Linked DNA regions of Homo sapiens: region 2 is linked to region 1. The links are chromatin loops, found by intact Hi-C in ENCODE. Cell type or tissue: Caco-2. All regions are shown on one strand. Links, peaks and the distances in the headings refer to the core of each region. The heading gives the core; the rest is flanking DNA. Region 1 overlaps METTL16 (methyltransferase 16, RNA N6-adenosine). Region 2 overlaps METTL16 (methyltransferase 16, RNA N6-adenosine).

Region 1 (15,683 bases), core at 2,792-10,791:
CCCAGATGATGGGCGGCCAGGCAGAGACGCTCCTCACTTCCCAGACGGGGTGGCGGCTGGGCAGAGGCTGCAATCTCGGCACTTTGCGGGGCCAAGGCAGGCAGCTGGGAGGTGGAGGTTGTAGCGAGCCGCGATTACGCCACTGCACTCCAGCCTGGGCACCATTGAGCACTGAGTGAACGCAACTCCGTCTGCCATCCCGGCACCTTGGGAGGCCGAGGCTGGCGGATCACTCGCGGTTAGGAGCTGGAGACCAGCCCGGCCAACACAGCGAAACCCCGTCTCCACCAAAAAAATACGAAAACCAGTCAGGCGTGGCGGCGTGCGCCTGCAATCGCAGGCACTCGGCAGGCTGAGGCAGGAGAATCAGGCAGGGAGGTTGCAGTGAGCCGAGATGGCAGCAGCACAGTTCAGCTTCGGCTCGGCATCAGAGGGAGACCGTGGCAAGAGGGGGAGAGGGAGAGGGAGAGGGAGACCGTGGGGAGAGGGAGAGGGAGGGGGAGGGGGAGGGAGAGGGAGAGGATTTGTCTTAACTGGGGAGATTAGGGAAGGAAAGATCTTCCTGAAGAAGAGGTGCTTGAACTGTGAGCCCAAGAATGACTAAGAATTTGCCGACTGAAGAGAGGGAGGAAAAAACGTTACAGATAAAAAGAATAACCTGCATAGGAGGCTGAGGCAGGAGAATCGCTTGAACCCGGGAGGCAGACGTTGCAGTGAGCCAAGATTGCGCCACTGCACTCCAGCCTGGTGACAGAGGGAGACTCTGTCTCAAAAAAAAAAGAATAGCCTGCATAAAGGTCCTGTGGTCAGGGTAGAAGGACACAAAGAGCAAGGGCATGTGACTTAAACTGATGGTGAAAAGATAGGCAAGGCCAGGTCATGTAGTGCCTTGCATGTAGGCTGAAGTGATGTTTTTTTATTTTATCCTAAGAGTAAGGTTTTGAGCAGGTGGACATAGGAGAAGGACATACTGAGATTTGTGTTTGGAAATGATCACTACGAGGTGGAAGGAGGGATGGTGAGAACAAGAGTGGATGCAGGGAGACCAATTAAGAGGCTACTGTAAACCAGGTGCGGTGGTGCACACCTGTAGTCTCAGCCATTTGGGAGCCCGAGGTGGGAGGATTGCTTAAGCTCAGGAGTTCAAGTCTGGCCTGGGCAATGTAGTCTCTAAGGAAATAAAAGTAAGTAAATAAAAAGGCTGTTCTGGCCGGGCGTGGTGGCTTACAACTATAATCCTAGCACTTTGGGAGGCTGAGGTGGCAGGATTGCTTGAGGCCAGGAGTTCAATACCAACCTGGCCAACATAACGAAACCATGTATCTAAAAAAAAAAAAAAAAAAAAAAAAAAAAAAAAAAAATGCCTCTGGGCTTGACATTGTTGGGGACAGGGAAAAAGAGTGGATTTAAGAGGTATTTAGCAGGTAAAACCTACAGAAGTGGTGATTTCTTGGATATGAGAAACTATCAACTGACTCCTAGATTTTTGGCTAACATAATATTGTTTAGAAGAATAATCATTATTTAAAAGGTAAAAAATAAAGATATTAAGAAAATAAAAGTCACTTGCCACCCAGAGAGAGATATATATATATATAATAGTAAAATATTTTTTAAATTACCAACTACCTGGAGATTTACTAAACCATTATAATAGTTTCTCTTTCAGTGTTTATGTCTTGATATAAGTACATTTGCTTTTATTTCTTGTTGTAATCTGGAAGAAGACAAAATTATGTTCGTTTTCATTTGGTTTTAGCTACCTAGGAATGACAAGATTGAAACTTTAAGTTGGAATCAAAGATATTTTTTCAAAGTTTGGTGATGTTATGGTACACTACCAAATATTCAGTCCTTGTAAGGATACTGTAAAAACTAACCCCCAAGCTGGGTGTGATGGTTCATGTCTGTAGTCGTAGCACTTTGGGAGGCTGAGGCAGGAGGATCACTTGAGCTCAGGAGTCGGAAACCAATCTGGGCAACAAAGGGAGACCCTGTCTCTACAAAAAATAAAATTAAAAATAAATTAGCCAGGCGTGGTGGCATGGTGGCACATACCTATAGTCCCAGCTACTCGGGAGGCTGAGGTGGAAGGACTGTTTGAGCATGGGAGATTGAGGCTGCAGTGAGGTATGATTGTGCTACTGCACTCCATCCTGGATGACAGAGTGAGACACTGTCTCAGAACAAACAAAACAAGACAAAACAAAACACAACTAACCTCTAACTAATATCCTTGGTTATAGATCATATATACAGACTGTGTTCTGTCACTTTGATGCTCTTAAAGGAATACTTTTCAGCTTTCTTCCCTTGATTTAAAAAAAAAGACTCACTCTTACGTTGTCTGCATTTTTAAAATCATGGAAAAATATACATAACATAAAATTTACCATTTTAGCCATTTTTAAGTGTACCATTCAGTGACATTAAATGTGTTCATTCTCTTGTGCAACCATCACCTCTATCTCCAGAACTTTGTCATCATTCCAAAGTGAAACTCTGTACCTATTAAACAGTAACTCCTCATTCTTCCCTCCCCAGCTCCTCATCACCTCTATTCCACTCTCCATCTGTGTAATAAATTTACCTCTACTGGGTGCCTCATATAAGTGAAAGCATACAATATTTGTCCTTTTGTGTGTGGTTTATTTCCCTTAGCATGGTGTTTTCAGGGTTCTTCCATGTTGTAGCATGTATCAGAATTTCATTTCTTCTTAGGGCTGCATAATATTTATTGTATGTATATACCGTATTTTCTTGATCCATATTTATTGTATGGATATACCATATTTTGTTGATCATATGTATTGTATGGGTATATCGTATTTTGTTGATCCATATTTATTGTATGGATATACCGTATTTTGTTGATCCATATTTAGTGTGTGGATATACCGTATTTTGTTGATCCATATTTAGTGTGTGGATATACCGTATTTTGTTGATCCATATTTACTGTATGGATATACCATGTTTTGTTTATCCATATTTATTGTATGGATATACTGTATTTTGTTTATCCATATTTATTGTATGGATATACCATATTTTGTTGATCCATATTTATTGTATGGATATACCATCTTTTGTTGATCCATATTTATTGTATGGATATACCATGTTTTGTTAATCTATATTTATTGTATGGATTACTGTATTTTGTTGATCCATATTTAGTGTATGGATATACTGTATTTCATTGACCCATATTTATTTTATGGATATACTGTATTTTGTTGACCCATATTTAGTGTATGGATATACCGTATTTTGTTGACCCATATTTATTGTATGGATATACTGTATTTTGTTGACCCATATTTAGTGTATGGATATACCGTATTTTGTTGATCCATATTTAGGGTATGGATATACCGTATTTTGTTGACCCATATTTATTATATGGATATACCGTATTTTCATATTTAGTGTATGGATATACTGTATTTTGTTGATCCATATTTAGGGTATGGATATACTGTATTTTGTTGATCCATATTTAGTGTATGGATATACTGTATTTTGTTGGTCCACATTCATCTGCTGATGGACACTCAGATTGTTTCCCACCTTTTCACTCTTGGGAATGATACTACTATGAACACTGCTGTACAAATATCTGTTTCAGTTCCTCCTTTCAGTTCTTTTGGGAATATACCTAGGAGTGGAATTGCTGAATCAGATAGTAATTCTATGTTTAGCTTTTTAAAGAACCGCCAAGCGTTTTTCGACAGCAGCTGTGCCATTTCACATTCCCAACAGCAATGCATGAGAACTCCAATTTCTTCACATCCTTGCAGAACACTCGTTGTTTCTGTTTTTTTAATTTTTTATTTTTGTTTTTTTGTTGACAGCAGCCATCCTAGTGGGTATGAAGTGGTGTCTCACGTGGTTTTGATTTGTATTTCCCTGATGACTAATGATGTTCACCATCTCTTCATGTGCTTATTTGTTGTATGCATTTTAAAAATGTGATTTCTACTTTCTCACTTGATCGGCAAAGACATGTTGGCTGTAACTATTAACTTGGCATCCACAGCTTTCCCCACTGATTTTTTTTTTTTTGAGACGGAGTTTCGCTCTTGTTGCCCAGGCTGGAGTGCAATGGCGTGATCTCGGCTCACTGCACCCTCCACCTCCTGGGTTCAAGCAATTCTCCTGCCTCAGCCTCCCAAGTAGCTGGGATTACAGGCTCCCGCCACCATGCTCGGCTACTTGGCTACTTTTTGTATTTTTAGTAGAGACGGGCTTTCATCCCATCATGTTGGCCAGGATGGGATGGTCTTGAACTCCTGAATCAGGTGATCTACTTACCTTGGCCTCCCAAAGTACTGGGATTAGAGGCATGAGGCACCGCACCCGGCCCCCATTAATGGTTTTTAATAAATATGCTGATTTTCTTTCTCTCTTTCTCTCCTTAAGATGGCTCTGAGTAAATCAATGCATGCAAGAAATAGATACAAGGACAAACCTCCTGACTTTGCATATCTGGCATCCAAATATCCAGATTTTAAGCAGCATGTTCAGATAAATCTGAATGGAAGAGTGAGGTAGGTAACGGATGAAAAATCACTGTTATTCTTGTGTGATTCAAATGGATATGATGTAATAGAAAGCCCACCTGAGTGTTAATCTTAGACATTTGATTAAACGTCCCATGCGACCTTGGACAAATCACTTAACCTCTCTTGGTCTCAGCTTTTTAATGTATAACATTAGAGGAATGGACCAGATGCTTTTAAGTTTCCTTCTGGCTTAAAAAAAAATTCTCTTGATGTCCAAATTGTTGCTTACCCTACGGAAATCCCAGAGTAACTTCAGAGATTTACGATTGTGCTCTTTGTGATCTAAAACTTAGTGACTGGTGAGGATCTAAACACTTTTTTTTTTTTTTTTGAGACAAAGTCTCGCTCTGTTGCCCAGGCTAGAGTACAGTGGCATGATCTCGGCTCACTGCAACCTCTGCCTCCCAGGTTCAAGTGATTCTCCTGCCTCAGCCTCCTGAGTAGCTGGGATTACAGGCGCCCGCCACCACACTCAGCCAACGTCTGTATTTTTAGTAGAGACGGGGTTTCACCATGTTGGTCAGACTGGTCTGGAACTCCTGACCTCGTGATCCGCCCACCTTGGCCTCCCAAAGTGCTGGGATTACAGGTGTGAGCCACTGTGCCTGGCCTAAAGATATTTTAATAAGTGTGTGTTTATTTTGATGTGAGGCAGGAAAATAATAACCAGGACATCAGGACTGATTTCACAGATATTATTATTTAAGATGTTACTAAATTTAAGAAGTTGATTTATTTTTATTTATTTATTTTGTTTTTAGAGATAGGATCTTGCTCTGTTGCCCAAGCTGGAGTGCAGTGGCACAGTCATAGCTTGTGATAGCATTGAACTCCTGGGCTCAAGCTGTCTTCCTGCCCCAGCCTCCCCAGATAAAAATAGCCAAGTGTGCCCTACCATGCTTAGCTATTTTTATTTTTATTTTTGTAGAGACAAGGTCTTGTCATATTGCCCAGGCTGGTCTCAAACGCCTAGATTCAAGTGGTCCTCCCTCCTTTGCCTCCCAAGGTTCTGAGATTACAGCCACCACACCAAGCCAGAAAGTTGATTTTTTATTTTTACTTTATTTTATTTTTTTGAGACGGAGTCTCTGTTGCCCAGGGTGGAGTACAGTGGTGCAGTCTCGCCTCACTGCAACCTCTGCCTCCTGAGTTCAAGCAATTCTCCTGTCTCAGCCTCCTGAGTAGCTGGGACTACAGGCCTCTACCACCACGCCTGGCTAATTTTTGTATTTTTAGTAGGGACAGAGTTTCACCATGTTGGCCAGACTGGTCTTGAACTCCTGGCCTCAGGTGATCCGCCCGCCTTGGCTTCCCAAAGTGCTGGGATTACAGGTGTGAGCCATGTGCCCGGCCTTGATTTTTTTAAATTAAGAAAATAATAGTATAAGTGTTTCAGGAAATGGCAAAATTATGATAACTATATGGGAATGACTGATGTGTCTTTTATACCTCTGAGAAAGAACTATCTCTAACTGCATTCCTCAACTCTGCGAGTTACAGAGGGAATTGGAAATTCCCAGCCTGCCTGGAGAGAGGCGTGGTGATTCAGCTATGGGAAGGAAGAGGAGCAGGATTAGAGGAGAAAAAGGAAGGGAAAGAATAATAGTGGCCGGGCGCGGTGGCTCACGCCTGGAATCCCAGCACTTTGGGAGGCCAAGGTGGGCGGATCACTTGAGGTCAGGAGTTTGAGACCAGCCTGACCAACAGGGTGAAAACCTCATCTCTACTAAAAATACAAAAATGAGCTGGGTGTGGTGGCGCAAGCCTGTAATCCCAGCTACTCCGGAGGCTGAGTGAGGCAGGAGAATCACTTGAACCTGAGAGGTGGAGGTTGCAGTGAGCCGAGATTGTGCCACTGCACTCCAACCTGGGTGACAGACTGAGACTCCATCTCAAAAAAAAAAGAAAAAAGAAAAAAAGAAGATTAGGATCATAGGGCTTGAGGCATTTTCTTCACCTCTTCTTTACTCTAAGCCCTCTTCTTATAGCTTTAGAAATGGAGGCCCTGGGGCAAGACTTAACCTGGAAGCCAAGATAACCCTTAAAATCATACAGGAGTTCAAACAAATATTTATGTTCATTTTTCTGACAGATAATCCTTAGCTGTCATCACATTCTCAAAGGGATCTGTGAAACTCTCCACCCACACCCAAGTATAAGGGTTAAGATCACTTTGGGAGGCCGAGGTGGGCAGATCACCTGAAGTTAGGAGTTCAAGACCAGCCTGGCCAACAAAGCAAAACCCTGTCTCTATTAAAAATACAAAAAATTAGCTGGGTGTGGTGATGCACACTATAGTCACAGCTACTCAGGAGACTGAGGAGGGAGAATTGCTTGAACTGGGGAGGCGGAGGTTTTAGTGAACCGAGATCATGCCACTGCACTTCAGCCTGGGCAACAGAATGAGACTCTATCTCAAAAAAATAGAATAAATTGAGCACAGCCTATATGTGAATGCTTGTACTACTTACTGTGTTAATATATTAAGTACATTTGAAAACATATTTCAAAATAGAAATTAAAAATATATTTAAATAGGACTTCAGGTATTTTCTTTGGATACCATAATCACCTTTGGCACCTTACTTTGGAGTCACTTACCCTAAAGAGATTGAATTGGGATTTCTCTGTTTATAACATCTCTCTCATTGTTTGTAAGTCATTGTTTCATAGTGATATACGTGGATGTTGATCCTAGTAGCTTTAGGAAAGATACCATTTTAGTGGGGTGCAACACTGTGCATCTGTAGTCCCAGCTACATGAGAGGCTGAGGTGAGAGGATCTTGAGTCCAGGAGTCTGAATCCAGCCTGGGCAACATAGCGAAATCCTGTAATTAAAAAAAAAAAAAAAAAAAAGATATAGTTTTGTCATTGTTTGTTTCCTCTCTATACTTACTATTGTACTTAATCAGCTATTTAACAAAAACCTATTGATTAGCCACATTGTGCTCAGTTCTAGGAAAGCCTTAAAAAACAAGAAAGATGTCACTGCCACAGTCACACGCTAGTTTATACACTAGTGGGGAAAATGGACAAATACATAAGCCGTTAACCTTTTAGTATGGGAGAATCCGGGGGATGTGCAGTGGGATCACATGAAAAGGAGACCGTACCCTGACTTTGGGATTTAGAGAATGATTTGAAACCGAAATGGTCTCTTGGTTGTGTTTTAAGGAATGAGTGGAGTGAGCCAGGTAGAAAGAAGAGTATTCCAGGCAGAGGCAGCAGCATGTGCAAAGAATACTGGGCAGAGGGGAACTGAAGAAGTGAAGCGTGGCTGGGGTGCAGTGGACAAGAGACAGGAGGAGGTGGGCTGGGGATGGTTATACTTTGTGGTGCTTTATAAGGCCCACTGAGGAGTTTGAAATTTTTCTTAAGGGCGTGGTATGGAGGATTCTTGTGCCTTGCCCATCCCCATCCTCATCCACTAAAGTTTTATATTATTTTCTGAGACACAGTCTTGCTCTGTTGCCCAGGCTGGAGTGCAGTAATGTCATCTTGGTTCACTGCAACCTCCGCCTCCTGGGTTCAAACGATTCTCCTGTCTCAGCCTCCTGAGTAGCTGGGATTACAGGCTCGCACCACCACGGCCATCTAATTTTTGTATTTTTAGTAAAGACGGAGTTTCAACATGTTGGCCAGGCTGGTCTCAGAACTCCTGACTTCAAGTGATCTGCCCACCTCAACCTCCCAAAGTACTGGGATTACAGGCGTGAGCCACCGCGCCCAGCTGATGGTTAGGATTTTTAAGATTTTTGTTTTGTTTTGCATTGTTTGGAGACAGAGTCTTGCTCTGTCACCAGGCTGGAGTGCAGTGGCGCTGTCTCGGCTCACCGCAAGCTCTGCCTCCCGGGTTCAAGAGATTCTCCTGCCTCAACCTCCTGAGTAGCTGGGACTACAGGCACATGCCACCATGCCCAACTAATTTTTGTATTTTTAGTAGAGACGGGGTTTCACTATGATGGGCAGGATGGTCTCGATCTCTTTTTTTTTTGAGATGGAGTCTTACTCTGTCGCCCAGGCTGGAGTGCAGTGGCGCGATCTCGGCTCACTGCAAGCTCTGCCTCCCGGGTTCACGCCATTCTCCTGCCTCAGCCTCCTGAGTAGCTGGGACTACAGGTGCCCGCCACCACGCCCTGCTAATTTTTTGTATTTTTAGTAGAGATGGGGTTTCACCGTGTTAGCCACGATGGTCTCGATCTCCTGACCTCGTGATCTGCCCACCTCAGCCTCCCAAAGTGCTGGGATTACAGGCGTGAGCCACCGCGCCGGGCCTAAGAGGTATATTTTTTAAAAGGCCAAGCGCAGTGCCTCATACCTGCAGTCACAGCACTTTCAGAGGCTGAGGCAGGAGGACTGCTTGAGCCCAGGGGGTCAAGGCTGCAGTGAACCATGATCGCGCCACTGCACTCCAGCCTAGGCAACAGAGCAAGACCTTGTTTCCAAAAAAAACCTGTCAGTCTGAAGCAGACCTAACAGATGTGTTTTTACAACATATCTAAAGGTACCTGGCAAGTCACAAACATTGAGTTAATATTTGTTGACTGCATGAGAATAATTTCTCTATTAAATGATATGCCAGGCCGGGCATAGTGGCTCATGCCTATATTCCCAGCACTTTGAGAGGCCAGCGAATGGCTTGAGCTCAGAAGTTTGAGATCATCCTGGGCAACATGGAGAGACCCCTTCTCTGCTAAAAGTACAAAAATGAGCCGGGCGTGGTGGCATATGCCTGTAATCTCAGCTACTCAGAAGGCTGAGGCACGAGAATCGCTTGAGCTTGAGAGGTAGAGGTTGCAGTGAGCTGAGATTGTGCCACTACACTCCAGCCTGGGCGACAGAGTGAGATCCTATCTCAAAAAAAAAAAAAAAAAAAAAAAAAGGCCGGGTGCAGTGGCGCACGCCTGTAAACCCAGCACTTTGGGAGGCCAAGGTGGGCGGATCACCTGAGGTCAGGAGTTCGAGACCAGTCTGGCCAACATGGTGAAACCCCGTCTCTACTAAAAATACAAAAATAAGCCAGGCGTGATGGTGCGCACTTGTGATCCCAGCTACTCGGGAGGCTGAGGCAGGAGAATCGCTTGAACCCAGGAGGTGGAGGTTGCAGTGAGCCGAGATTGTGCCACTGCAGTGCAACCTGGGCAACAGAGCAAGAGTCTGCCTCAAGAAAATAAAAAAGAAAAACAACAACAACAAAACGATATGCCATACATAAGTGGCATGAGACTGGTAATTTATGAAGAACAGAAATTTATTTCTCATAGTCTGGGGGCTGGGAAGTCCAAGAGCAAGGCCCTGGCATCTGGTTAAGGGCCCTTTTGCTGCATCCTCACAGGGTGGAAGGTGGAAGGGGGCAAACCCACTTCTGCAAGCTTTTTTTTAAACAGCAGCATTAATCCATTCATAAGGGCAAAGCCCTCGTGACCTAAACCTCTCCCACTAGGTCCCACCTCCTAACACTGTTGGCATTGGGGATTAGGTTTCCAACAAAGGAATTCTGGGGGACACATTCAGATCATAGCACATACCTAAAACGGAATTACAGAGAAATGAAAGTAAAGGGATGCGCAAAAATAAGTAGGTAAATGAGAGTTCCCCCTAAATCAAATAAAGTAGAAAAGAAGGCAAAAAGCATCAAAATGGAAAATTATGTGGATAAATAACTTTCAGTGAAGATGAAGACTTAGCATTTTGAAAAGTATAGAAATTTTTAAAAACATGTTTGACAGGGTATAGTGGTGCACGTCTGTAATCCCAGCTACTTGGGAGGCTGAGGTGGGGGGATCATTTGATCCCAGGAGTTCAAGGCTGCAGTGAACTTATGATTACACCACTGCACTCCAGCCTGAGCGACAAGGTGAGACCCATCTCTAAAAAACACTGTTTGACGTAATTTGGAACTTTTTTTTAAATATTTCTAACTAAGTAGACAGAAATATACAGAGAAGAGTGAACTTAGGGACTTTGAGAGGATCCATGAATGCCTTGAACACAATTAGATAAAAATACTATTTGTGTAGGATGTTTTTTCTTTTTTTTTGTTTTGTTTTGTGTGTGTGTGTGTGCATGTGTGTTTTGAGACAGAGTCGCTCTGTCACCCTGGCTGCTGGAGTGCAGTGGTGTGGTCTCAGGTCACTGCAACCTCCAGCTCCCAGGTACAAGCAATTCTCCTGCCTCAGCCTCCTGAGTAGCTGGGATTACAGGTGTGCACTGCCACGCCCAAATAATTTTTGTATTTTTTAGTAGAGACAAGGTTTTGCCATGTTGGCCAGGCTGATCTCAAACTGCTGACCTCAAGTGACCCGCCTGCCTCGGCCTCCCAAAGTGCTGGGATTACAGGCGTGAGCCACCGCGCCCGGCCGGTCTTCACTTTTAATTCTAGTTCTCTTGCTATTTTCAGCACATCTGCAGTTACTTCCCATGCTGAAGTCTTGAGCCCGTCAGACTCACCTATGAGGGTTGAAATAATCTTTTTCTTTTTTTTTTTTTTTTTGAGACAGAGTCTTTCTCTGTCACCCAGGCTGGGGTGCAGTGGCCGGATCTCAGCTCACTGCAGCCTCCACCTCCTGGGTTCAAGGGATTCTTCTGCCTCAGCCTCCTGGCTAGCTGGGATTACAGGTGCGCACAACCACACCTGGCTAATTTTTGTATTTTTAGTAGAGACAGTGTTTCACCATGTTAGCCAGGCTGGTCTCGAACTCCTGACCTCGTGATCCGCCCACCTTGGCCTCTCAAAGTGCTGGGATTACAGGCGTGAGCCACCGCACCCAGCCGAAATCATCTTTTTCATATTCGATTAATGTTGATAATGACCTCCTCTCATCAATCCCAAATGTTCTTTTATTTTTTGTGTTTTTGAGACAGGGTCTCACTCTGTTGCCCAGGCTAGAGTGCAGTGGTATAATTGTGGCTCACAGTAGCCTCAACCTCCCCGGGCTCAGGTGATCCTCTTACCTCAGCCTCCCAAGTAGCTGGGACTGGGTGTGTGCTGCCACACCCAGCTAATTTTTTGTCGTTGTTGTTTCACCCCATCTGGTCTTGAACTCCTGGGCTCAAGTGATTTGCCTCTCTCGACCTCTGAAAGTATTGGGATTACAGGCATGAGCCACCATGCCTGGCCAATCCTGAATGTTTTTAATGGCATCTAGAATGCTGAATCTTTTCCAGAAGGTTTTCAATTTACTTTGCCTAGATCTGTCTGAGGAATCACTATCTATGGCCTTAAAATGTTTCTTAAATAATAAGATGTGCAACCTCCGGCTCCCGGGTTCAAACGATTCCTCTGCCTCAGCCTCTCGAGTATCTGGGACTACAGGTGCACGCCACCATGCCTGGCTGTTTTTTTGTATTTTAGTAGAGATGGGGTTTCACCATGTTGGCCAGGATGGTCTCGATCTCCTGACCTCATGATTCGCCTGCCTCAGCCTCCCAAAGTGCTAGGATTACAGGCGTGAGCAACCACGCCCGGCCTTGTTTTTCTTTTTTAGAGAGAGGGTTCCTGTTGCCCAGGCTGGAGTGCAGTGGTAGGATTATAGCTCATTGTAGCCTCAAATTCCTGGGCTCAAGCAATCCTCCTACCTCAGTCTCCTGAGTCACTAAAACAAAAACAAACATACACACACAAAAAAACAAAAAACAAAGACCACTGATCATAAATCACCACAACAAAGTTTGAAATATTGTGAGAGTTACTGACATGTGGCATAGAGACATAAAGTGGGCACGTGCTATTAGAAAAATGGCACCAATACACTTGCTAGATGTAAGATTGCCACAAACATTTGATTTGCTAAAAATACAATGTATATCCCATATACCCCCTAAATATATATACCTACCATGTACCCACAAAAATTAGTAAATCTTGACTGGGCACAGTGGCTCACGCCTGTAATCCCAGCACTTTGGGAGGCCAAGGTGGGTGGATCACTTGAGGCCAGGAGTTTGAGACCAGCCTGGCCAACATGGAGAAACCCCATCTCTACTAAAAATACAAAAATTAACCTCCCAGCGACTCGGGAGGCTGAGGCATGAGGATCACTTGAACCCAGGAGATAGAGGTTACGGTGAGCCAAGATTGCACCACTGCACTCCAGCCAGGGCAACAGAGCGAGACTCTGTCAAAAACAAAAAGAAAAGAAATTAAAAGTAATCTTTAAAAAGTTTTTTAAAAAGACTTGTTACAGGGAAGAAGAAATGTGTCTGTGAGGCGATGGGAAGAGGATACGGCAGTCTTGAGGAGAACTTCCTTGTTTTTCTTTTAGAGATGAGAGCAATGTGAGCCTATTTATAGTTGCAACCTCGCATGGTTCGCAGGAACCTGTGGTAGACATAGGAGAGTCTACCTTGGTGTAAATGACCTGGCAGCTCCCAGAAATCTTCCCCCTTCCTGCTTAGGTAGGAGTTGTTGATGATTGTCTGCACTGGTAGAATGTTCTTCATTTTTACAATGGTTTTTTTTTTTTTTTTGAGACAGAGTCTCACAGCGTCACCCAGACTGGAGTGCAGTGGCCCAATCTCGGCTCACTGCAACCTCCACCACCTGAGCTCAAGCAATTCATGTGCCTCAGTCTCCTGAGTAGCTGGAATTATAGGCATGTGCCACTACAGCTGGCTAATTTTTGTATTTTTAGTAGAGATGGGGTTTTACCATGTTGGTTAGGCTGGTCTCGAACTCCTGACGTCAAGTGATCCGCCCGCTTTGGCCTCCCAAAGTGCTGGGATTACAGGTGTGAGCCACAGCGCCCAGCCTACAATGGCTTTGTATTTAATTCTGTCAGTTGTATTAAAGAAGAATTACTGGGCTGGGTGTGGTGGCTGCCTGTAATTCCAGCACTTTGGGAGGCCAAGGCGGGCGGATCATGAGGTCAGGAGATCAAGACTATCCTGGCTAACACAGTGAAACCCCATCTCTACTAAAAATACAAAAAAATTAGCCGGGCGTGGTGGCACGCACCTCTAATCCCAGCTACTCAGGAGGCTGAGGCAGGAGAATGGCATGAACCCGGGAGGCGGAGCTTGCAGTGAGCTGAAATTGTCTCAAAAAAAAAAAAAAAAAGAAGAATCACCAAAATATAAACTCAACTAATGATGGAAAAGAAATGTCACACAAAACATTAGACCTTCAGTGGGTCAGAGTGTCACTTATTTGCTTAACTCCTAAGTGGTCTCTTAAGGGAATCAGGGGTGTTTTGGAAAGGGGACATTTCTAAGTTAGTCTTGTTAAGTATCAGTCTTGAGGGTGCCAGTTCCAGCTGTGTTTTTTTTGTTGTTTTTTTTTTTTTTTTTTTGAGACGGAGTCTTGCTCTGTTGCCCAGGCTGGAGTGCAGTGGCGTGTTCTTGGCTCACTGCAACCTCTGCCTCCTGGGGTTCAAGCAATTCTCCTGCCTCAGCGTCCTGAGTTGCTGGGATTATAGGTGCCAACCACCACACCTGGCTAATTTTTTTATTTTTTATTTTTAGTAGAGACGGGGTTTCACCATGTTGGCCAGGCTGGTCTCAAACTCCTGACCTCTTGATCCACCTGCCTCAGCCTCCCAAAGTGCTGGGATTACAGGTGTGAGCCACTGTGGCCGGCCTTAGCTGTGAGATTTTATGTAATTTTCTTAGCTTTACTGAGACTGAATCTTCTCACCTGAAAAGGAGGGATGAGAGGACATCCTCATGAAGGTTAGCAGTTGTGTAGAATGACTAGCATTCTATGGACACTGAGTTCATGGTAGGTGCTCATATTGTTGTTAAGCCTGGTATAAGTAAGGTGGCAAGGATTGCTACTCTGATATCTTATTTTTCTCCCCTGCATGTCACTGCTTTGTTATAATCATATCTGACCATTGCAATTAGATTTTAGTTTGTGTTTTTTCACAATAATCAGTTCCATAGGGACAGCCTACAATTTAGTTCAGCACTGTCAGTTCAGCTTGAATAGAATGTGACACTTAACCGATTTGTTTTTATTTATTTATTTGTTTATTTTTGAGACGGAGTCTTGCTCTGTCGCCCAGGCTGGAGTGCAGTGGCGCAATCTCGGCTCACTGCAAGCTCCGCCTCCCAGGTTCACGCCATTCTCCTACCTCAGCCTCCCGAGTAGCTGGGACTACAGGCACCCGCCACCACGCCCGGCTAATTTTTTGTATTTTTAGTAGAGACAGGGTTTCACCGTGTTAGCCAGGATGGTCTCGATCTCCTGACCTCGTGATCCGTCAGCCTTGGCCTCCTAAAGTGCTGGGGTTACAGGCGTGAGCCACCGCGCCCAGCCCTATTTGTTTTTATTTTTATTTATTTTAACTGATTTTTTTTTTTTTTTTTTTTGTGAGACGGTGTCTCGCTCTGTCGCCCAGGCTGGAGTGCAGTGGCGCGATCTCGGCTCACTGCAAGCTCTGCCTCCCAGGTTCATGCCATTCTCCTGCCTCAGCCTCCGGAGTAGCTGGAACTACAGGCTCCCACCACCACGCCTGGCTAATTTTTTGTATTTTTAATAGAGACGGGGTTTCACCGTGTTAGCCAGGATGGTCTCCATCTCCTGACCTCGTGATTCACCCGCCTTGGCCTCCCAACGTGCTGACATTACAGGTGTGAGCCACCGTGCCCGGCCAACTGATTTGTTTTTAAACCAAAGACCTAGCATGGAAGGGCTTTATCATGCTGGGTAGACTGTACCATTTTTAGCACCTCAGTGACCATCTAAAGACTAGAAACCAACCTTGGAGTAACACTGGGAGGCTTTTGGCTTTTGTTTTTGTTGCATCAGGTTCAGCTTCTACAGGATTAGAATGATTGTTATTTTAACAATGGATTACAGAAATGTGTCTGTTCAAAATCCATCTGTAATGGTAATACTGTATTCATCAGTGGTAGAGCAGGAGTCATTCTGGGGAAATCGGCCATGAGCCTGTTGACAATAGGCTATTTTGGGAAGCTGAATGTGTTAAACAAACAACAAAGACTGAAAATGAATAAACTGCTGATTTTCACGTGAGAGCTAATTTTAGTTCCTGGGCCTCCCTGTGATCTCTGAAATGAGAATGAGAAAAGATCTTGCCTGTCTGTGTTCAGGTTTTTTGAATGTCCCAGAGTGCTAACGTGACCTAGATTCTTAACTAGTGAAGTCGAGT
Region 2 (15,683 bases), core at 2,658-10,657, 55 kb after region 1:
TCCTTCCTCTTGTTCATAATATACCCAAGGCTTTAAATTCCTGGTTAATGAATCCATTTATACACTTTCTTTCTTTTCTTTTCTTTTTTTTTTTTTGGAAACAGAGTCTACCTCTGTCACCCAGGCTGGAGTGCAGTGCCACCATCTCAGCTCACTGCAACCTCCGCCTCCTGGGTTCAAGCGATTCTCCTGCTTCAGCCTCCTGCGTACCTGGAACTACAGGTGCGCACCACCACACCAGCTAAATTTTTTTGTATTTTTTAATAGAGACAGGGTTTCCCATGTTGGCCAGGCTGGTCCCGAACTCCTGACCCCAAGTGATCCTCCTACCTCGCCCTCCGAAAGTGCTGGGATTACAGGCGTGAGCCGCTGTGCCCGATGATACTTTCTTAAAGGGAACATATTATTTTTCTTCTAAACATTTTTAAACCACCAAATGAAATTTATTATCCTTTAAATAACTTTACCGGGGTTTGTTTAAAGTGTTTTAGCTATAACAATTATTTCTTTATTTTCAAAGGGAAAAAGGATTGCCTAAACAAAAATAGATGTGGTCACCTCTTGTTGAATTCACAGTGAAGACAAAATATTTGTTGATGCCCACTGTTTCTAAAGTAATATAATAGTATTTTTCATACTTTTAAAATAATTAGATTTTTCATTTATGTTATTTAATGTATGAGGTCGAAATACCAGATTGCCAGTCTTCAATAGTTTTTGACCTATAAAACAGTTTTTGATGTATAAAAATGTCAGTTTCATACAGTTTTAACCTAATTGGTGATTTTAGAGGCTCTTAAATTCTCTTAGAATTTAAATTCTTGAAATTTCTTGAAATTTAAATTCTTGAAATTAAATTCTTGAAAATTCATCTTGTAGTAGGCATTTTGTATATAAACAATTAAATATTGAATGTATATCCCTTAATCTGAAATTTCCCTTTTAATGCGATTAGGTGAATTTTGAATGACACAGGTTGATTATAATGCTTAGTGAGAAAAGCAGGAGACAGAATATGTATTGTTAGTTTGGCTAAGCTGTTACAAAACAAGAAGGAAACATGTAAAACGTTACGATATGGTTAACCTTATTTTATGTGTATTTGAAGGTATAAGATAATCCCATTTATAAATTTATATATTTCAGTCAGTCGTCCTGAGGTAAACTTGAGTAACTCCCATTTAAGTGTGCAGTTGGATGAGTTTAGACAAATGTGGAACATTTCCATCACCCTGAAAAGTTTCCTGTTCCCCTCTGCAGTCTGTCCACACTCTGCTCCCAGCTTCCTGTAGCCCTGATGTACTTTCTGTCACAACAGTTTTGTGTGTTCTAGACTTTTCATACAAATGGAGTCATAGAAAATGTAGGTTTTGATTGTCTGCTTTCTTTCACGTAGCAGCATATCCATGATTTTTTGTGTCAGTGGCCTGTCCCTTTTGTTGCTAAATAGGCTGAGTATACCACAGTTCGTTCATCCATTTGCCAGTTGAAGGACATTTGGGTCATTTCCAGGTTTTGGCTAGTAGGAATAAAACTGAACATTTGCTTATAATTTTTTGTGTCTAATTAAATTTTCCTCCATCTTAAGTAAATACCTGAGAGTAGGACTCCTGGTCCTGTTGTAAGTGTATGTTTAACTTTATTAAGAAGCTGCTTTTCAAAGTGACTATACAGCATTTTACATTCCCACCAGCAATATCTGAGAGTTTCCGTTGACACCATTTGGTACTGTTGTCACCTTTTAAAAATGTATCTGTTCTAACGGGTAGGTAGTGGTATCTCATTATGATTGGAATTTGCATTTCTCTGGTGGCTGGTGATAGGGAGTATCCGCATGTGCTTATTGGCCATTCCTGTATCTCCTTTTTATTGGTTTATTAATCTTACTGATTGGCAGTTCTTTATAGATTCTGAATACAGTCCATTGTCAAATGTGTTTTGCAAGTATTTCCTCCCAGTCTATAGTTGCCTTTCCATTTCTATAAATCTCTTTTAAAAAGACCAAACCTTTAGTGGCCTTTGTTTAAAATCAGCTGACCGTGTAAGTGAGTTATTTCTGGACTCTGTTCCATTCTGTTAATCTGTGTCTATCTTATGCCAGTACCATATGGTCTGAATTATCATAGCTTTGTAGAAGTCTTGAAATCTGGCAGTATAAATCCTCTATCTTTGTTTTTTTTTGTTTGTTTTTTGTTTTCAAAATTGTTTTAAGCCAGACATGGTGGCTCACGCCTGTAATCCCAGCACGTTGGGAGGCTGAGGCAGGAGGATTGCTTGCATCCAGGAGTTTGAGACCAGCCTGTGCAACATAGGCATACCCTGTCTTTATGGAAAAAAATTTGTTTTAGCTACTTGAAATCTTTTGCATTTCCATATAAATTTTAGCATCAGTTTATCAATTTTCATGAAAATGTATGGTTGGGATTGTGTTGAATTTATAGGTCAAGTTGGAAAGAATTGATACCTTAACAATAATGAGTCTTCCATTCCAACCTGGTTTAGCTGTTCATTTATTTAGGTCTTCAATATCTTTCACCTTTACACACATTATACGAACTTTATTCCTAAGTATTTTATGTATTTTCATGCTACCGTAAATGGCATTTTAAAATTTTAATTTCTAGTTAGGTATTGCTACTATAAGAAAATACAGTTGATTTATTTTATTAGTATTTTACTTTTTTTTTTTTTTGAGACGGAGTCTTGCTCTGTCACTAGGCTGGAGTGCAGTGGCGCAATCTCGGCTCACTGCAACCTCTGTCTCCCAGGTTCAAGCGATTCTCATGCCTCAGCCTCCCAAGTAGCTGGGACTACAGGCGCGCACCACCACACCCAGCTAATTTTTGTATTTTTAGTAGAGATGGGGTTTCACCATGTTGGCCAGGATGCTCTTTTTTTTTTTTTTTTTTTTTTTTAAATTTTATTTTTATTTTTTTATTTTTTTATTTTTTATTTTTTTTATTTTATTTTTTTTTTTATTGATCATTCTTGGGTGTTTCTCGCAGAGGGGGATTTGGCAGGGTCATAGGACAATAGTGGAGGGAAGGTCAGCAGATAAACAAGTGAACAAAGGTCTCTGGTTTTCCTAGGCAGAGGACCCTGCGGCCTTCCGCAGTGTTTGTGTCCCTGGGTACTTAAGATTAGGGAGTGGTGATGACTCTTAACGAGCATGCTGCCTTCAAGCATCTGTTTAACAAAGCACATCTTGCACCGCCCTTAATCCATTTAACCCTGAGTGGACACAGCACATGTTTCAGAGAGCACAGGGTTGGGGATAAGGTCACAGATCAACAGGATCCCAAGGCAGAAGAATTTTTCTTAGTACAGAACAAAATGAAAAGTCTCCCATGTCTACTTCTATCCACACAGACCCGGCAACCATCTGATTTCTCAATTTTTTCCCCACCCTTCCCGCCTTTCTATTCCACAAAACCGCCATTGTCATCATGGCCCATCCCCAATGAGCCGCTGGGCACACCTCCCAGACGGGGTCGTGGCCGGGCAGAGGGGCTCCTCACTTCCCAGTAGGGGCGGCCGGGCAGAGGCGCCCCTCACCTCCCGGACGGGGCGGCCGGCCGGGCGGGGGGCTGACCCCCCCACCTCCCTCCCGGACAGGGCGGCTGGCCGACCCCCACCCCCCCGCCTCCCTCCCGGACGGGGCGGCTGGCCGGGCAGAGGGGCTCCTCACTTCCCAGTAGGGGCGGCCGGGCAGAGGCGCCCCTCACCTCCCGGACGGGGCGGCTGGCCAGGCGGGGGGCTGATCCCCCCACCTCCCTCCCGGACGGGGCGGCTGGCCGGGCGGGGGGCTGACCCCCCCCACCTCCCTCCCGGACGGGGCGGCTGGCCAGGTGGAGGGCTGACCCCCCACCTCCCTCCCGGATGGGGCGGCTGGCCAGGCGGGGGGCTGACCCCCCCACCTCCCTCCCGGACGGGGCGGCTGGCCGGGCGGGGGGCTGATCCCCCCACCTCCCTCCCGGACTGGGCGGCTGGCCGGGCGGGGGGCTGACCCCCCCTCCCCCCTCCCGGACGGGGCGGCTGGCCGGGCAGAGGGGCTCCTCACTTCCCAGTAGGGGCGGCCGGGCAGAGGCGCCCCTCACCTCCCGGACTGGGCGGCTGGCCGGGCGGGGGGCTGACCCCCCCCACCTCCCTCCTGGACGGGGCGACTGGCCAGGCAGAGGGGCTCCTCACTTCCCAGTAGGGGCGGCCGGGCAGAGGAGCCCCTCACCTCCCGGACGGGGCGGCTGGCCGGGCGGGGGGCTGACCCCCCCCACCTCCCTCCCGGACGGGGTGGCTGCCGGGCGGAGACGCTCCTCACTTCCCAGACGGGGTGGCTGCTGGACGGAGGGGCTCCTCACTTCTCAGACGGGGCGGTTGCCAGGCAGAGGGTTTCCTCACTTCTCAGACGGGGCGGCCGGGCAGAGACGCTCCTCACCTCCCAGACAGGGTTGCGGCCAGCAGAGGCGCTCCTCACATCCCAGACAGGGCGGCGGGTCAGAGGTGCTCCCCACATCTCAGACGATGGGCGGCCGGGCAGAGACGCTCCTCACTTCCTAGATGGGAAGGCGGCGGGGAAGAGGCGCTCCTCGCTTCCTAGATGGGACGGCGGCCGGGCAGAGACGCTCCTCACTTTCCAGACTGGGCAGCCAGGCAGAGAGGCTCCTCATATCCCAGACGATGGGTGGCCAAGCAGAGACGCTCCTCACTTCCCAGACGGGGTGGCGGCTGGGCAGAGGCTGCAATCTCGGCACTTTGGGGGGCCAAGGCAGGCGGCTGGGAGGTGGAGGCTGTAGCGAGCCGAGATCACGCCACTGCACTCCAGCCTGGGCACCACTGAGCACTGAGTGAACGAGACTCCATCCGCAATCCCGGCACCCCGGGAGGCCGAGGCTGGCGGATCACTCACGGCTAGGAGCTGGAGACCAGCCCGGCCAACACAGCAAAACCCCGTCTCCACCAAAAAAAAAACGAGAACCAGTGAGGCGTAGCAGGCTGAGGCAGGAGAATCAGGCAGGGAGGCTGCAGTGAGCCGAGATGGCAGCAGCACCGTCCAGCCTTGGCTCGGCATCAGAGGGAGACCGTGGAAGGAGACCGTGGAGGGAGAGGGAGAGGGAGAGGGAGAGGGAGAGCCAGGATGCTCTTGATCTCTTGACCTTGTGATCTACCCACCTTGGCCTTCCAAAGTGCTGAGATTACAGGTGTGAGCCACTGCACCTGGCCCCAACAATTGATTTTGTGTTGACCTTTCATTCTGTGGCCTTGCTGAACTCACTTATTAGTTCTAATAGGTTTTTCCTAGATTTCATGGAATTTTCTGCGTAGAAGACCATGTCTTCTGTGATGTAAAGGCAGAAGTAAAGGCAGTTTTACTTCTTTCATTTCAGTTTGTATGCATTTTATTTCTTTTTCTTGCCTTACTTGTACTGACTAGGATCTCCAGCACAATTTTGAATAGAAGTGGTGAAGAGTGGCCATCTTGCATCATTCCCAATCTTAAGGCAGTTTTATTATACTTTGACCATGATGATGTTGGCTGTTACAGAGTTTTTTGGTTTGGGGGTTTTGTTTGTTTCTTAGATTCACTTTATTAGGTTGAGGAAGTTTTCTTCTATTTCTAGTCTGTTTAGAGTTTTTAATCATGAATGATGAGTTTTGTCATGAAAAAGCATTGACTTTTTCCAAATGCTTTTTCTAGTCTATTGAGGTGATAATGTGGTTTGTCCTTTTTAGTCCATTAATACAGTGACTTATAGATATTGATTTTTGAATATTAAACCAGCCTTGCCTTCTTGTAGTAAATGCCCCTTGGTTATAATGTATTATTCTTTTTATATATTGCTGGATTAAATTTACTAGTATTTTATTAAGGATTTTAAAGCCTTTTTTATATACCTTTTATTTTATTATTTTTTAAATTAATTAATTTTTTTTTTTTAAGTTAGAGTCTTACTCTGTTGCCCAGGCTGGAGTGGAGTGGCACCATCTCAGCTCACTGTGACCTCTGCCTCTCGGGTTCAAGCAATTCTCCTGTCTCAGCCTCCTGAGTAGCTAGGATTACAGGTGTGTGCCACCACACCTGTCTAATTTTTGTATTTTCAGTAGAGGCGGGGTTTTGCCATATTGGCCAGGCTGGTCTCAAACTCCTGACCTCAAGTGATCCACCCACCTCAGCCTCCCAAAGTGCTGGGATTACAGGCGTGAGCCACCACGCATATAAATCCCTGACCTTTATATGCATTTTATTTTTACTTGACAAATAATAGTTGTATTTTTTGGGGGGTACAAGGTGATGTTTTAATATACAGTCATGTGTTGCTTAATGAGGGGGGAAATCTGAGAAATGCATCATTAGGTGATTTTTTTGTTATTGTGTGAATGCTATAGATGATATAGCCTACTACACACCTAGGCCTATAATGTAATAATAGCCTGTGTTTTCTAGGCTACAAACCTGTACGGCATGTACAGCATGGTATTGAATACCATGGGCAGTTTTAGCACAGTGGTAAGTTTTGTGTATGTAAACATATCAAACATAGAAAAGGGACAGTAAAAATTAAAGATAAAAATGGGCTGAGCACGGCGGCTTACACCTGTAATCCCAGCACTTTGGGAGGCCAAGGTGGGTGGATCACGAGGTTAGGAGATGGAGACCATTGTGGCTAACATGGTGAAACCCTGTCTCTACTAAAAATACAAAAAATTAGCCTAGCATGGTGGCATGCACCTCTAATTCCAGCACTTTGAGAGGCCTAAGTGGGTGGAACACCTGAGGTCAGGAGTTCAAGACCAGCCTGGCCAACATGGTGAAACCCTGTCACTACTAAAAATACAAAAATTAGCTGGGAGTGGTGGAGGGGGTGCCTGTACTCCCAGCTACTCGGGAGGCTGAGGCAGGGGAATTGCTTGAACCCGGGAGGCAGAGTTTGCAGTGAGCCAAGATCACGCCACTGCACTGCAGCCTGGGCGACAGAGCGAAACTCCATCTCAAAAAAAAAAAAAAAAAATGGTCCATCTGTGTAGGGCACTTACCATGAGTGGAGCTTGCAGGACTAGAAGCTGCTCTGTGTGAGTCAGTGAGAGAGTGGCGAGCGAATATGAAGGCCTAGAACATCACTGTATAGTATTGTAGACTTTATAAACACCGTACACTTAAGCTACACTTTATTTTTTAAAACTGTGCTATGATGTTGCAACAGCTACGACATCACTAGGCAATAGGAATTTTTCAACTTCATTTTATTTTATTTTATTTTACTTTATTTTATTTTGAGACAGAGTCTCGCTCTGTAGCCCAGGCTGGAGTGCAGTGGTGTGATCTCTGCTCACTGCAACCTCCACCTCTGGGGTTCAAGCTATTTTCCTGCGTCAGCCTCCTGAGTAGCTGGGATTATAGATGCCCACCACCACATCTGGCTAATTTTTGTATTTTTAGCAGAGGCAGGGTTTCACCATGTTGGCCAAGCTAGTCTCGAACTCTTGGCCTCAAGTGATCTGCCGCCTTAGCCTCCCAAAGTGTGAGCCACCGTGCCCGGCCTCAACTCCATTTTAATCTTATGGGACCCCCTGTTGTAAGTGCCATCTGTTACTGACTGAGATGTCCTTATGTGACTCATGGCTGTATGTATTTATTGTTAAATGATTCAATCAAACTAACTAACATATGCCTCACCCAATTTTTTGTGTGGTGAGAACATTTTAAGTCTAATCTTTTAGCAATTTTGAAATATGTAATATGTCATTATTAACTATAGTCAACATGCTATGCTAAAAACTAAAACTTATTCCTGCTGTCTGAAACTTTGTGCCCTCCCACCAACATCTTCCCTTTTCCCAGCCTACCCTCCCTTGTTAAGGATTTTTATATCTTATGTTCATGAAGGATACCTGGTCTATACCTTTCTTATCATTATAAGAAATAAGGCCAGGTGCGGTGGCTCACCCCTGTAATCCCCGCACTTCGGGAGGCCGAGGTGGACGGATCACGAGGTCAGGAGATCGAGACCATCCTGGCTAACATGGTGAAACCCCGTTTCTACTAAAAATAAAAATAATAATAAAAAAAAAATAGCCGGGCGTCGTGGTGGGCGCCTGTAGTCCCAGCTACTCGGGAGGCTGAGGCAGGATAATGGCCTGAACTCAGGAGGTGGAGCTTGCAGCGAGCCTAGATCGTGCTACTGCACTCCAGCCTGGGTGACAGAGTGAGACTGTGTCTCAAAAAAAAAAAAAAAGAAATGATATGATTTGTTGATGTAATACTGGCCTTATAAGATGAGTTGGGGAAGTGTTCCCTCTTTAATATTTTTTGGAAGAGTTTGCATATAATTAATATTATTTCTTCCTTAAATGTTTAGTAGAATTCACTAGTGAAGTGACTTGGGTCTGGAAAGTTAATACAAATTCAGTTTCTTTAATTGATAGAGAACTATTCAAGTTATCTATTTCTCTGTCACGCATGGTGGCTCATGCTTGTAATTCCAGCACTTAGAGAGGCTGAGGCGGGAGTTTGAGACCAGCCTGTCCAACATGGTGAAACCCTGTCTCTACTAAAAATACAAAAGAAAATTAGCCGGGTGTGGTGGCGCACGCTTGTAATCCCAACTACTCAGGAGGCTGAGGCGGGAAAATCGCTTGAGCCCGGAAGTGGAGGTTGCAGTGAGTGGAGATCACGCCACTGCACTCCAGCCTGGGCGACAGAGTGGTACTCTGTCTCAAAAACAAAAAAATTAGTTGGGCGTGGTGGCACACACATATAATCCCAGCTACTTGCGAGGCTGAGGCGGGAGAATTACCTCAACCCGGAAGGCGGAGGTGGCGGTGAGCCCAGATGGTACCACTGCACTCCAGCCTGGGCAACAGAACAAGACTATCTCAAAAAAAAAAAAGAACTATTGAAGTTATCTATTTCTTCCTGAGTAATCTTGGGTAGTTTGTGTTTTTGAAGCAATTTGTTTCATCTAAGTTGTGAAATTTATTGGCAAAAAGTTGTTCTATACCTCTTCACACCCTTTAATACCTGTAGGACCTGCGGGACGTCCCCTCTTAATACCTATAGGGTCTGTGGGACGTCCCCTCTTTCAGTTCTGATACTGAGAGTTCTGTCTTCTTTTTTTCTTGACTTCAAGAAAATTTGTTTTCATAGAACCAGCTCTTGGTTTCATCATTCTTCTCCATTGTTTTCCTGTTTTCTCTTTCCTCAGTTTCTGCTCTAATCTTTTTTTTTTTCCTTTCTTCTTCTTACTTGGGTTTCATTTGCTCTTGTTAATTTGCTTTACAAATCGTAACTCCGTCAGCATCTCTGAACTTTGATCTGTGTCTCATCAACTCAGCAAGACGTTGGACTGTGTTTGAATTTCTTTTCCCTGTACTGCAGTCTGGGAATTTCCTTCTAGGAAAGCTCTAGCAAATGCAGGCTCACCTCATTTGTTTCTGGGACTGTAGGTCTGCACTGCCAGTTATCCAATGTCTGAAAAACAGCTATTTTATATGTTTTGTCCAGTTTCCTGGTTGTTTATGGTGGAAGGGCAATTCCCATAGTAACTAATCTTTCATGGGCTGAAGCAAAGGTCCTTTACAAACTTTTTAGAATAATCAGAAGCAGTATATTCTATCCCTTTACCTTTTAATCAGTTCAGTCCAACTTCTCCACATTCCTTCTTCTGGATTTGTTTTTACTCTAGAGCAAATTGATTTCATGATCTGTTGAAACTCAAATGCATTATCTATCCTTAAATTACGTGCAGATGAGGACATCTCACAATACAGGTTCATGCTGGATCTAATCTTGAGTTCTCTTAGTATTATGTTTTTGTTGTTTTTTATTTTCTAATTTCTGTCCTAGAGATAAACGGCCTTCGTTGTAAGCATGACAGATGAGACTTCTTTACTCTTTTTCCAAATATTTAATACATAGCCCTGAAGCATTGGAGAGGCTAAGTACATTTATTTATTTATTTATTTTTTAAGTTGCCTTGGGCTTGTTTTCCATCATTAGATTTGGTCTTTGTCGAAATACATTGTATGTAATTCCTGATATTTTTCACTTGTGACCTTACTCAATGTTTGTTTGTTACTGTTCTCATCTTATTCACTTGAATAATGCTTAGTTTAAAATTTTAACCACATAAACCGTATTTACTTGTCTGATTTTTTTTTTCCTAGATGGTATAGCTGCATGCTGGGAAAGAAATGCAGCCTGGCGCCTCTGAAGGAGGAGCTTCGCATACAAGGGGTGAGGCTTCCTCATTACTGTTCTCGTGTAGCTACTTTTCTTTGTATCCATGGGGCACAAGTACAGTTTTGCTACATTGATATATTGCATTGTGGTGAAGTCAGGGCTTTCAGTGTAACTGTCACCGGAACAATTCATGTCGTTGTGCATGTCCTACCCACCAAGCAACCTCCCGTCACCCGGTCTCCCACTCCCCAACCACAAGTCTCCCTTTGCCCGTCATTCCATACTTTGCTTCCATGTGTACACATTATTTAACTCCTACTTAGAAGTAAGAACACGTGGTATTTGTCTCAGTTGTTTCACTTAAGATAATGGCCTCCAGTTCTGTCCATGTTGCTGAAGACACAATTTCATTCTTTTTTATGGCTGAATAGTATTCCATTGTGTATGTATACTGCATTTTTAAAATCCAGTCCTTTGTTGATGGATACTTAAGTTTATTCAAGTCCAGATATCTTTTCTTTCTTTTCTTTTCTTCTTCTTCTTCTTCTTTTTTTTTTTTTTTTTTTTTTTTTTGAGATCAAGTCTAGCTCTGTTCCCAGGCTGGAGTACAGTGGTGGGATCATGACTCACTGTAACCTTGAACTCCTGGGCTCAACCCATCCTCCTACCTCAGCCTCCTGAGTAGCTGGGACTATAGGCAGATGGCACCATGCCTAGCTAATTTTGTTTTTCTTTAGTAGTGATGGGGTCTTGCCATGTTGCCCAGGCTGGTCTCAAATTCCTGGGCTCAAGCAGTCCTCTCACCTCAGCCTCCCAAAGTGCTGGGATTACAGGTGTGCACCATTGCACCCCACCTAATGATTTCTTTTCCTTTGGGACCAAGTCTTCTAGTATTTTTTGTACTTTCAGGTCTTATATTCAAGTCTTTAGTCCATCTTGAGGTTTTTTTTCATATATCTACTGTTTTGTTTTTGTTTTTTTTTGAGAAATGGGGTCGGGCTGGGCGCAGTGGCTCACGCCTGTAATCCCAGCACTTTGGCAGGCCGATGTGGGCGGATCATGAGGTCAAGAGATCGAGACCATCCTGGGCAACATGGTGAAACCCCATCTCTACTAAAAATGCAAAAATTAGCCGGGCATGGTGGCACGCGCCTGTAGTCCCAGCTACTGGGGAGGCTGAGGCAGGAGAATCTCTTGAACCTGGGAGGCAGAGGTTGCAGTGAGCTGAGATCGTGCCACTGCACTCCAGCCTGGTGACACAGCGAGACTCCGTCTCAAAAAAAAAAAAAGATGGTGTCTTGCTCTGTCAACCAGACTGTAGTGTGGTTGCACAGTCATAGTTTGCTGCAACCTCAAACATCTAGGCTTAAGCAATCCTCCCACTTCAGCCTCTCAAGTAGCTGGGACTGTTGGCACACACCACCACGCCCAGCTAATTTTTAAATTTTTAGTAGAAACAAGGTCTCTCTGTGTTGCCCAGACTAGTTCAAACTCCTGTACTCAAGTAATCCTTATTTTTTATAAAGATAGGGTCTTGCTGTATTGCCCAGGCTGGTCTCAAACTACTGGCCTCAAGTGATCCTTCCACCTTGGCCTCCCAAAGTGCTGGGATTACAGGCGTGACCCATGCACCTGACCTGTGTCTACTCTGATGGTAGTTTTGAGTATAGAATTTTCTTTATACTCTAAAACTCTAAATATGTTTTTTGTTTTGTTTTCTAAGTTTTATATTTTTAGGGCTAAAATATATTTTTTATAGATTATTAAAACAAGGCCTTTTTTGACAATTATAGAGAAAGGTGGAGAAAAACAGGGTGAGTAGAATGTCAGAGAGAAGCCAGAAATCAAAAAACCTGGTATCTACCACTGACCTCACATCGAACTCCTTTTTAATATTTTTTTAATTTTTATTTTTTACTATGCCTCCAAGACAAGTTCAACTCACTCCTTTATAGATCCAGAAACTCAAGCTACATAGGTTTAAGGGCTTGTTGTGGGCCATGCAGTTAGCTCTGGGGGAACAGCACCAGCACACGGTCTCGGTCCCCTGTGCTTCCCACTAGGATGACATTCCACAAGAGCAGAGCCCCGTGCTCCTGTTTCAGAAGGCAGGTCGCAAGTAAGTACTCCCAGGCCGGGCAAAGTGGCTCATGTCTGTAATCACAGCACTTTGGGAGGCTGAGGCGGGCAGATTGCTTGAACCTAGGAATTCAAGACCAGCCTGGGCAACACAGCGAAATCTCATCTCAACAAAAAAATACAAAAAGTTAGCCAAGTGTGATGGCGCGTGCTTGTAGTCCCCACTACCCAGGAGGCTGAGGTGGGAGGATCCATTGAGCCCGGAAAGTTGAAGTTGCAGCAAGCTAAGATCACGCCACTGCACTACAATCTGGACGACAGAGCGAGACCCTGTCTCCCCAAAAAATTTTCTTTTAAATAAAATAAATACTCCCACCGCCACTTCCACTTTCCTCCCAGTTTCTGGTTTTTAGTGTGAGTCAGAGGACTTCTCAGCAAAAGGGTCAGATGCAAGCCAGTGGGAGGAGCAGAGTTTCTGGTCTCTGGTTTCTCTCTGACGTCCTATTCCTCCTCTTTTCCTCACAATACCATTTCTTGGGTAAATTGTGAGAGCTACAAACTAGTTCCTTTACCTTTCCTAAAATCTGATTGATAAAACAGATTACCTACCTGTGTCTAGCCCAGACTTTGGTTGACTTTCTTTCTAAAAAAGAAAACAAAAAATCACTTGAGGCTGGGTGTGGTGGCTCACACCTGTAATCTCAGCACTTTGGGAGGCCGAGGTGGGCGGATCGCCTGAGGTCAGGAGTTTGAGACCAGTGATGGTGAAACCCCATCTCTACTAAAAATACAAAAATTAGCTGGGCGTGGTGGCATGCGCCTGTAATCCCAGCCACTCGGGAGGCTGAGGCAGGAGAATTGCTTGAATCTGGGAGGTGGAGGTTGCAGTGAGCCAAGACCGCACACTGCACTCCAGCCTGGGTGACAGAGCAAGACTCTGTCTCAAAAAAACAAAAAACAAAAAAACTCACTTGAGTCATATTACAAATAATTCTCTAAAGAGCTGTGTTTTCAGTGTTTCATATATTTGAACCTTCAAGTCATATCTGTAAATTCTCTTATGTTTTATGGGAGGAAAAAATATAACTTTGTTGAGAGATGATTTATTCATTCATTATTAGGCAGCTATCTATAACTGTTGTTTGGTAATATTGTTTGTTAACTGATTAAAAAGAAGGATCAACATAATATGGCATGACGCAGCAGCCAGAAACATATTGGTAGAATGATTGCAGTTTGATGAGATGCTGTCTTTGTTGGTTTCAGGTTCCCAAAGTAACGTACACTGAATTCTGTCAAGGTCGGACAATGAGATGGGCCTTAGCTTGGAGTTTTTATGATGATGTCACAGTACCAGTAAGTACAGACCTTGCTCCGCTTCACCACCTGCCAGCACATGGTGGGTTTCAGTCCATCATAAGTGAACTGAATTGGTAGTGTCCTGTTTAACTGAAGTTTGTCCCAAATGCTTATGTCAGAATGGAAAGGGGTTGTAACCAAGACACAGTCCTAGAAGGCTGGTCCTGGAGACTGTGGAGCCTTCCTCTGTGAGTCTGTACAACATAGTGATTTTTGCTCAGCTGACAGAAATGTATCTTTTAGGAATTAAAAATTTGGCTGGGCATGGTGGCTTATGCCTGTAATCCCAGCACTTTGGGAAGCCGAGCTGGGCGGATAACTTGAGGCCAGGAGTTTGAGACCTGCCTGGCCAACATGGTGAAACTGTGTCTCTGCTAAAAATGCAAAAATTAGCTGGGCGTGGTGGCACTCCTGTAGTCCCAGCTACTCGGGAGGCTGAGGCACGAGAATTGCTTGAACCCAGGAGGCGGAGGTTGCGGTGAGCTGAGATTGTGCCACTGCACTCCAGCCTGGGCCACAGAGCAAGACTCTGTCTCAAAAATATTAAAAATGAAATAAATAAAAATTTTTTTAAAAAACAAAATTCAGGTAACATAACCTGTAGAAACATTTTGCAGATATAATTACGCTGGTGGACATTCCTCAAGAATTGAAAATGAGGTCTCTTTCTTTTCCTTACCACTGCTGCTTTCCTAGAATAGCTGCCTCTTGGGGCTCCTGGAGAACGTAGAAGTTGACTTTTTGGATTGCAGGCTTTTGATGTGCAACACTTGGGGATCATTTTAATGAAGGGTTCTGTCTTGGCTTTCAGATTAGCACTAGAATCTTAACCATTTTTGAAGCTGGGTGATAGATCATTATTCCTTTCTATTTTGTGTGTGCTAGAACATTTTCTGGAATAAAAAGTTTAAAGAAATGATTTGTGTCCAGGCCTGGTGGCTCACACCTGTGATCTCAACACTTTGGGAGGCCGAGGCGGGCAGATCACTTGAACTCAGGAGTTCGAAACCAGCCTAGGCAACATGGTGAAACCCCGTCTCTACAAAAAATACAAAAATTTTTGTATTTTGATGGCGCATGCCTGTAGTCCCAGCTGCTGCGGAGGCTGAGGTGGGAGGATCACTTGAGCCTGGCAGGTAGAGGCTGCAGTGAGCCCTGATCGTGTCACTGCACTTTCTGCACTTCAGCCTGGGGCAACAGAGTGAGATCCTGTCTCAAAAAAAAAAAAAAAAAAGGTTTGTTCACAGATGTCTCTTTGTCCTCAGTGCTGCTATAGGTAAAGGAAAACCACCTCTGAGCTGGCCAGACTGAATGATTTTCCGGGCAGTGACAGAACAGCATCTGTTGCTTCTCACAGTTCCCTCCCAGGTGTGGTTGGCTTCTTGTTGCCTGGAGATTCCCAGCTGAAGTGTCTGCACACACTGCCCAGCAGGTGCTCTTCCTTTCTTAGTATGTGCGGGGACCTGACACCTGCTGCTTTGCTCCCTCAGCGCCTACAGTGGGCTTGTTCTGGGTGCTGTTCTTCCAAGCTCTTGGCTGCTCTTGGTCTCTAACGTCATCTTACATGTTGCTGTGTGTCTGAGTCTCTTCTCCTGCTCTTGTAGGGTAGAGGAGTAGAGACATGTAGCACAAGGGAACAATTTGCAGATACTACCATGTTTCTGAAAACAGGAGCTTAAATCCGAGGTTGAGCCTGTCCTACTCTGCAGCTAGAAGTGCTGCTGGGTTCAATTACACTCCCCAGTGCCATTTGAATGGCCCTTCCATGAAGGGTAGACTCCTGGACAGTGCAGTAAGTTATCTAGAGGTTTGTGTTTGAAATAGTCTCTGGTTAAAAAGATGCTTCTCCTTTTTTGACACCCCTCACCACCCCGAAGAATTATCCTTTCTGTCATTTTCTAGAATATCAGGGCCCTCACACCACATGGTTAAAATCATTAGTAATGCTCTGAGTTATCCCCGTGGAGACACTAACAGCTGCAGCAAACTGGAACTGCACCTGTTTTCAAGTGCTTTCTGCTTCACCCGCCTCCCACATGTGTCGGCGCTGCAGGTGGAAGAGCAGATAAAG

What was found. A loop is a pair of places that touch in the nucleus more often than their neighbours do. Peaks named below come from ENCODE experiments on the same cell type or tissue, not always from the same donor. Only the 100,000 strongest peaks of a DNase experiment are listed, where the experiment ranks them.
Region 2: a loop joins it to region 1, with 5 times the contacts of the local background. A loop is called at or near these places in 2 of 110 quality-filtered maps.

What each region holds. Positions count from the first base shown.
Region 1 is chr17:2,491,074-2,506,756 of GRCh38, reverse strand. It overlaps METTL16 (methyltransferase 16, RNA N6-adenosine), which reads left to right. Exons shown (of 10, transcript NM_024086.4): 2 at 4,426-4,553. The coding sequence starts at 4,426. Among named protein-coding and RNA genes, the nearest start is that of METTL16, 13 kb to the left of the region's middle. RefSeq lists enhancers at 1-813, 5,133-5,632, 5,633-6,134, 10,833-11,333, 15,591-15,660. In Caco-2, for the core only: no CTCF peak of the experiment used is centred there; a DNase peak (open chromatin) is centred at 6,580.
Region 2 is chr17:2,436,035-2,451,717 of GRCh38, reverse strand. It overlaps METTL16 (methyltransferase 16, RNA N6-adenosine), which reads left to right. Exons shown (of 10, transcript NM_024086.4): 7 at 10,159-10,228; 8 at 13,520-13,609. Among named protein-coding and RNA genes, the nearest start is that of MNT, 43 kb to the right of the region's middle. RefSeq lists an enhancer at 15,169-15,683. In Caco-2, for the core only: no CTCF peak of the experiment used is centred there; no DNase peak of the experiment used is centred there; H3K4me3 peaks cover 267 bases.